Linked DNA regions of Mus musculus: regions 2 and 3 are each linked to region 1. The links are chromatin loops, found by intact Hi-C in ENCODE. Cell type or tissue: left cerebral cortex. All regions are shown on one strand.

Evidence for each region. Hi-C counts contacts between places; a loop is a spot of excess contacts. Peaks named below come from ENCODE experiments on the same cell type or tissue, not always from the same donor. Only the 100,000 strongest peaks of a DNase experiment are listed, where the experiment ranks them.
Region 2: a loop joins it to region 1, with 3 times the contacts of the local background. A loop is called at or near these places in 19 of 42 quality-filtered maps.
Region 3: a loop joins it to region 1, with 2.4 times the contacts of the local background. A loop is called at or near these places in 21 of 42 quality-filtered maps.

The regions. Positions count from the first base shown.
Region 1 is chrX:48,283,558-48,286,057 of GRCm38, reverse strand. It overlaps 9530027J09Rik (RIKEN cDNA 9530027J09 gene), which reads left to right and starts at 632. Exons shown (of 4, transcript NR_045916.1): 1 at 632-663; 2 at 2,411-2,492. In left cerebral cortex, no CTCF peak of the experiment used is centred here; DNase peaks (open chromatin) are centred at 130, 814 and 1,363; H3K4me3 peaks cover 1,625 bases; H3K27ac peaks cover 1,149 bases.
Region 2 is chrX:48,382,807-48,385,306 of GRCm38, reverse strand. It overlaps Bcorl1 (BCL6 co-repressor-like 1), which reads right to left. Exons shown (of 15, transcript NM_178782.4): 9 at 1,162-1,385. Among named protein-coding and RNA genes, the nearest start is that of Bcorl1, 43 kb to the right of the region's middle. In left cerebral cortex, a CTCF peak has its summit at 1,494 (motif pointing right); a DNase peak (open chromatin) is centred at 1,491.
Region 3 is chrX:48,391,454-48,393,953 of GRCm38, reverse strand. It overlaps Bcorl1 (BCL6 co-repressor-like 1), which reads right to left. Exons shown (of 15, transcript NM_178782.4): 11 at 1,917-2,083; 12 at 655-800. Among named protein-coding and RNA genes, the nearest start is that of Bcorl1, 51 kb to the right of the region's middle. In left cerebral cortex, no CTCF peak of the experiment used is centred here; no DNase peak of the experiment used is centred here.

The DNA of each region.
Region 1 (2,500 bases):
GGCCAGAGGAGCCGCGCTCAGCAGGTCCCTATACTCTTCCGACGGGCACAAGGTCCCGGGCGGGTTCCGAGAGCCGGACTATGTAAAGGCGGCCAGGACTGGCCCAGTTTGGGTTTGTGCTCCTAGGGCTGTGGGTCCGATCGTGCGGTGCCCGCACCATTGCAAAGAAAGAGGCTTCCCCGAGGGCGGGTTGCACCGTGTCCCGGACCGGGCGACTTTGGGGCCTGGGCGAGGTAGCAAAGCAGGGCGGAGGGAGGAGTGCAAGTGTGGGGAGAACGCGCGGGAGCCCGAGCCCGCGGCCCGAAAAGGGTGGGTCTGGGATCTGCGGAGGTTGTGGCGGGAGGAGCGAACCAGGGAACGAGGGAGGTGGGCCCGGCTGGAGGGCCCCGAGCCACCGGGGATTGGCGGGGGGGGGGGGGGGGGCGGAGCGCCGAGGGTGGAGATGGGGCCGCGGGAGGGAGGGGAGCCGGCGGGGCGCGGCCAGGGGGCGGGGCGCCCGGACCTGGGGAAGATAAGAGCGTGCTCGCGGGGAGCGAGGGCGGGCGGGAGGGAGGGGCGGGGGACTTAGAGACCAAAGAGGAGACAAAAGGACCGGGTGTGTGGGAGGGGCATAGACAAGCGGGGGCTAGGGGAGGGGCGCCAGGGGACGACTCGCAGGGAGGGGTGTGTGAGTGTGTGTGTGGGGGGAATGGCGTGGGAGGGACTTAGAGTGGGACGTGAAGGGACAGCATAAGAGAGCGCGGGGGTACAGAGAAAGGGGGGGGGCAGGAGTGCTCCACCACGCTGGCCACGAAGGGGAGGGGACACCGTGAAGTGGAGGCCGCTGGGAGGAACGGCCACACACAGGGAGGGAGGTCCCGGGGATGGATGGACAGTCCGCTAGAAAGAGGGACCCGGAGGGGAAGGGTGTACAGACTCGGGGAGAAAGCCTTTCGAGAACCCAAGGGTGGAGGCTGATGGGCGTGTATCAAGCGCGGAGGGCTGGGATTGAAAGCTGCCCTTTGGGATGACCAAAAGACCAGTGGGGGCTGCAACAGACGGGACAGGGCTACTAAGGAGGGCGAAAACTGCTCAAGGGAAAGTGGAACCTAAGAGGGTTGTAGAAGGGTGGCGGGGGTGGCTTCGGGCTCGGCAGGAAGGCGCCACCACCGCCTTCTGCCCGTCCCCAATGTGCCCCGCCCCGTCCGGGGGCCCTAAGGGCAGCGGCCGGGCCATGGGGGAGCCGAGCCAGGGCGGTACCATTCGGAACGGGAGGGGGGGTTGGGGGAAGGGAGGAGCCAGGGGTCAGAACCCTGTTGGGGGCGGGAGGGGGGCGCCACACCCTGGGAAAAAGGCTTGGGCACATCCAGAGCCGACCAATCAGTAAGCAAAGCCGGGGTGGCGTCAAGGGGCAGCTTTGGCCAATAGGAAGGAAGAACACTTCGGAGGTTCGGAGGAAGAAAAGGAAAAAAAAAAAAAAAAGAGCCCCACGAAACAACAATTGAATCCGTTTGGGGGCTTGGAAAACGGGGAGTGGGCGTCGTTTATGTCATGTTCCAGCGTCTGCCCTCGCCTTCGAAGGATGGGGTGGCTTGCATCACTTTAGTGTTGTATGGCGCAAACATCGCGCAGAAGGGTCCCGAGAAAGTAGACCCGGAATTGTCCACTTATTGGTGCTTCGATTTGGGAACTGGTTTGCACAGAGATGGCAGCTTTGTGCTTAAGAGTGAAAGAATGTTGAGGTATCTTAAATGGAGGCAGGAGGAGGTAGAGGTTCCTCATTCCCCTTCACTGGCTACCGATTTAAGTGACAGCTAGCGGAGCGGATTATGGACAATCTCAAGCCAGTGCATAAGTTAAAAAATGTCCTTTGGGCATTGAACACTACTCATTATATTTATTTCCCTTGACAGCCAGTCCCAGGTACTTCCTGAGGACTATTGGTAAGAGCACACACAGTTACCACTCAGAAATTCTGGGAGAAAAAAAATTGTATGACTTTTGACTTCCAAGTTAGCCTAAGGTTCTAGTTCCTGATTCACCATGTAACATGGGACTTATCACATTCTCTGAAATCTTATCGTATGGAAATCAAGGTATTGGTAGGTAGGCAGCTGGAGGTCTAACCATTTTGGAATTCATTTGGAGAGTAGTAGCATGCCTGACAGAGGTCCAGATGGAATGGGTGGGTGGGTGGGGGGTTGTAAAGACCCAAAACCATGGTAGCAATAGGACCGGTGATCTAAAGGTCTAAAGCTGCAACCGTAGCATAGTGTGTCTCAGAGGGGTTCACACCTTCCAGCATATTCTGAGTTTGGATCTTGTGATAAGGTTCTGAGGGGTGAGTCTCCCCTAGAGAACACGAGGTGCAGCGTGGTTTAGGGCCTTGGGCATGCTAAGCACTAATGCTGCCACTGCATTACACCACCAGCCTGCCACCCATGGATACAAAAGTCCGCGTTAATGACCATATGGCTGAATCCTGCTTGAATCCCTGGTGAGGAACTGGCTGGGTGAGTTA
Region 2 (2,500 bases), 99 kb before region 1:
ACATTAAATAAATAAAAAGTGACAAGAAGAAAGAGGCGGCCAGAGCCAAGCACGTGTCTGTACTCTCCCAGTGGCTCCTATCAGTCCTGTAGTCTATGGGTTTGGGATAATGGATTCCCTGGCATGCCAGATCACAGTTGGTCTGGCTTTCCCTCTAGTTCTCTCATTCCTGTCTCTGCCTGAAGTGCAAGGATGCATACTGACCCTCAGAGAACACTTTCCGTTATCAAAGCCTGTCACAGACATTGCTTTTGTTCCCCCCAAGTACTCCTGTGAGACAGAAGGGGCAGGGAGCATCAGCTCCATTTAAAGATGAGCAAATAGACTTGAGTGTCTTGTCTAAGCTGCAACAAGGATTCACGGGGGAGGAAGAGGTGGGCAAAGACAAGCATCTATCCCTCACTGGTATCATTTGGGAATTCCTACTTGAAAGCCAGACAGAAGAATAAGAGCTGTAACTAACCAAACCAGCCCAACGTGGTCATTTGATTTTCTGTTGTCAATGGCAGATACCTATCACAGGTACACGCTGGACCTGCAACTCACTTCCTTCAAAGGACTATGCCATTCTTCTTTAGCGGTACATTGTAGAATCTGACAGCGCTGCAAGTGTTATGAACCGCAGAAGCAAATGAACTGGTAATTTTGAAAAGGGTTCAAAGAATGCTTGCCTGGCTAACTGCTAAGTACCCAATTCATTCGCTGCTAGGCTTCCTCCAGAGGCAAAGGAACAGGGGACAGGATGGAGACAGCAGCTAACCTGGACCCTTAAACCTTGGTCTAGGTAACAAAATCCTGGCTTCAACAAGTTACACTCTACCTTAGTTGTCTCAGAAAGTCAGACAGGAGCTTCTTGACTGGATGTTAACAATCTGTTCAGGCTAATACCCTGCCATATTTAAAAATGAGGTACAAGGATTGTTAGGGAAAAGAAATCAGGGGTCAAACCCCATAATTAACTATAACTTCAGTTTCCACTGTTTGAATGTGTCCCGCGTTTCTAGAATACTTTTAGAATACTTTCATACAGCTCAGTGGCCCCCTCCCCCATCTACTTGTTTCCTTTGCCCTCTGGGAGAGAATTACAGCTAGACAGACGTGCTAGAAAGTCGGCCTCTCTAGCCCACGGTCGTCATATTGGTCCCTTTGGTGGCTACATACCCTTGCCTCTTCTGAGGCGTTTGCCATGTGCTTGGTCTTGCACTTTCGCTTTCCTGACGGCTTTTCTGGGTTTTCAAGGCAGGCTGGCTCCTCCAGGTTATCTGGAAGGAAACCGTTTGGTGAGTCCGAGATCCCCTGGGCTTTGCTGGACAAGAGAAGGTTCCTGTTCCTGAGGCAGTGCTCTGAACTTTGGGAGGAAGTCTTCTGCTTACGGGCCTTTGAATCTGAACAAGAAACAGGAAAGAACGACTGTCACAGAAATGGAACACCATCCTTTAGTGCTTTACCATGCAAATTCCCCATCTATCCGTGGGAGGCGCTTCCCAGACCTGCCAGCAGGGGGCAGCCCATCTAACTGGCCCCCAAAATGCGGGTCATTTTGAAAGGATCTCCCCATAGCTCAGAGCAAACCAGAATCTCTTTTCAGCCTTTCTCTACCCCCTCCCTCTCCAAAATCAAAAGCAACTTGGCAGTTTTGCTGAAGTATCAATCAAGTACAGTGGGGTTCAAGTACAAAGTGGAGGGCTAACTTTACGAGCTCAGTTCTCCTCACCTCTAACTGCCTGTCAGTTCCTGTCTGAAGATACCAAGGTAAATGCAACAGACACTCCCCAGCGCAGTATAGGCCTACTTGTGTGTAATGGCAGAAAGATACTGCCTTCCCTGATTGGAAATCAGGTAATTGGTATCACAGGGCAACAACATGTGTCTAAAATTGTAATTTCAAAAAGGTCTACTGCAAACTCCACTAGCAAGAGCCTCACCCCATAGGGTCTGCCTTAAACCTCTTGTGTAGGTGACATAAACCATTCACTTGTATCGATTGGCAATGGAGATGCATGGCTTGTGTGTGTGGCTATGTCTGTATTTGTAGGTGCTGTAATGAGCAGTTACAGAGGTCAACATCAGGTGTCAGGCCCCTCCCTCCACCTTGTATTGAGGGAGGGTCTCTCTTATTTGTTGCTGCACTATTTATTATATGACTTCAGTGCAAGCTCTAGGGGGAAGGGGTATCTCCGTCACAAACCTGAACACCAAGCCTAGCACACAACAGATCAGTAAGGCTATGAATGAAGTAGCTGCAACTTCAGTTTCTACCATGTGTGAAATGAAGAGACTGGAATCCCAGAGTTCTCAACTCACTGCCACCCCAAACTTGAAATGGACTCTCATCTGTAAAACTGCCAAAGGCAGATGCAGATGTAGGAGTCTCTATTCAAGACCAGTGAATTGGCTGGGGTGGGAGGTAGCGCAAGCCTTGAATCTCTGTGAGTTGGAAGACGGCCTGGTCTATGTCGTGGGTTCCAGGACTGCAAGGACTATGCAGACAGAACTTGTC
Region 3 (2,500 bases), 110 kb before region 1:
CCATCCTAGCTGCCCAACTCAGATCAGCCTGCCTACCTGCTGACACACAGTGCTACGTACTAGAGAGAAAAATCTATGAAATGACTTGTGGCCCTGGCCGTGGACCTGAACATGACACTTCACTAGAAGGCAGAGGGTGGAGAAGAGGCAGGAATGGAGAGAAGGGGAATACTGGAATGCATAGAAAGTATCAAAGTTACCATGGGAGAAGAGCCACAAAGAATCAAGCATCAGGAAGGGTCCCAGAGGTCCCACTTTAATTACAATCAAGAAGAGACTGCAGCAACAGCAAAATGGGGATTATTCATTCTCTACCACCGACATTCCATTCATAGCACAGGTCAACATATCCTGCTTCCAGCCAAGAGTATAGCCAGTTTCCCATTGGGAGGTCTGCTCCAGACACCTAGTGGTGAAATGAATCTCTGTAGGAGGTGAGGGCCTTACTGAGGTAGTGATGTGGACACTCACAGCAAGGGACTTTTTAAAGTAGCTAGAAATTGCCAAGACACTGAAGGAATACGTGAAGACAGAACACATCCTTGTGGGAACTGTCTAGGACAGAGTGACTGAAGACCTCCCCCATCCCCCGGTTGAGGAGTCCAAGGCCAACAAACCCTGAGGATTCTGGCTGCAACTGTGGTCAATGCTTACCACTGAGAAAGCGCTTCATGTTATCACTGCTGGCCAGCTTCATGGCTGTCTGACCCGAGTAGGTAGCCAGTGTGGGATCAGCTCCGTAGGATAGCAAGAGCCAGATGGTTTCTAGGTTGTCATTGACCACAGCATCATGAACTGGCCTGTGGAGGTCAAATAAGAGTCAGGGCTACAGGATTTAATGGAGAACTTTCACAATGCGATATTAGGGGGAAGAAGAGTGAGAAAGATAGTATGGTGACCTCGAGGTAACCCCAGTGTAACATGGGTAAGAGAGCAGGGGAGCCACCTCTGGCCTACGCTTCATATTGTCTCTGTGCACCTCTTTTTCTTTCCCATATTTGTCTCTCCTCTGTGTTCCCCCGCATCTTCGGACAGTATCTAGAGCACAATGTCGATCTACTAGGAGTTCAGTGGAGAACAGGTCCCTGGTGGAAGTTAAAATTAAAGCAGGTGTGGGTGGTTGTGGAAGAGGAAGGGCCCAGGTGACTGCGCAAGGGCAGGGTTGGATAGGTAGGGAGGCTCCACACCAGGTAGCAGCCAAGCAGAGCCTGTACACTTTGATCTGGCCCCTTCTACTTGGTATACACTTCCCCTGGAGTAGAGGAGATGGGTGTGACTTCTCTGAGACATGGAAAGGTTTTATGTTTGTTTATGTGTGCACATTAATATGGTGTAGTGCATTTACTTATTTCTGTATTATGTGTGTGTGTGTGTGCATGAATATGTGTGCAGAAGTTAGGAGACAACTTGCAGGAATCGGCTCTCTTCTTCCATCATGTGGCAGCCAAGAGGGCCAGGCTTGAAGGCAAGTGCCTACATATATCAAGCCAATCTCACAGACCCAGGTAGTTAATTTTTTTGTATGTTCACAGAGACTAAATTACAAAAACCCAATCTGGAATGTGAAACCTAGATTAGTGCTCTGCTTGGAACCTAAGGCCTCAATTCCACATGAGATAAATGGCCCACGACGATGATGGTATTCAGGAGGGTTGAGTGGATTGACTTGGCATGGGACAGAGTGAACCCTGGACAACCTCAGCCTTTCCTTAGTCCCATACAGACTGGCCATTGAGGAACTCATCAGCTCCTGCCCCTAAGCTGGCTCCCTTCAGACATCCTTTCAAAAGGCTTCCTGGTTAAAGCCTTTTTGACACCAGCAGCTGGACATTCTGCAAATATCCAGGTCTGAGTAAAGCTCTGAAGCGAGGGACTGAACTGAGGTCTGAGACTTGGCAGAGGAACAGCCTTCTTGCCTTGTGCCATCCTGCGAGCTGCAGTTCACATTAGCCCCATGTTGCAAGAGGATGTTCAGGATATCAGTCCAGCCCCGGGAACAGGCTTCGTGCAAGGCTGTGTAGCCCGCGTTGTCACGGTGATTCACATCCTCGCTGTGCTTTTGGAGGCAGTAGAGAACTACGTCCTGTAGGGATGGGAGACAGCTCTGTGAGCAAAGACAAGTCTGAAGTTTTTTGAATCCTCCCTGTTAGACTTGCCACTCCACAAGTGTCTGACAAGTTTTACAGCCTGTTCTTTATACGAGGAAACAAATGACACAATTCAAAATCTTTTGTGAACAAAGGTAGTTCTCAGCCTCCATTGCTGGGCCCCAGCCCTGAGCTGGTCCCTTGGCAGGAGGAAGACATTTCTTATGGCCAAGGGCACTCATCTGGGTGGTGATCTTTGGAGTAAGGTCTTCAGAGAGGCTCCTCTGCTGCCCAGCAATCACCTTTCTGAGCTTTACAAGATATACATGGGAACTCTGCTCCTGACAGGCTCATAAATTCCAGTTACCCCAGGCAAGCACAACTCCACAATTCACTTTGGTTTTTTGCTTTGA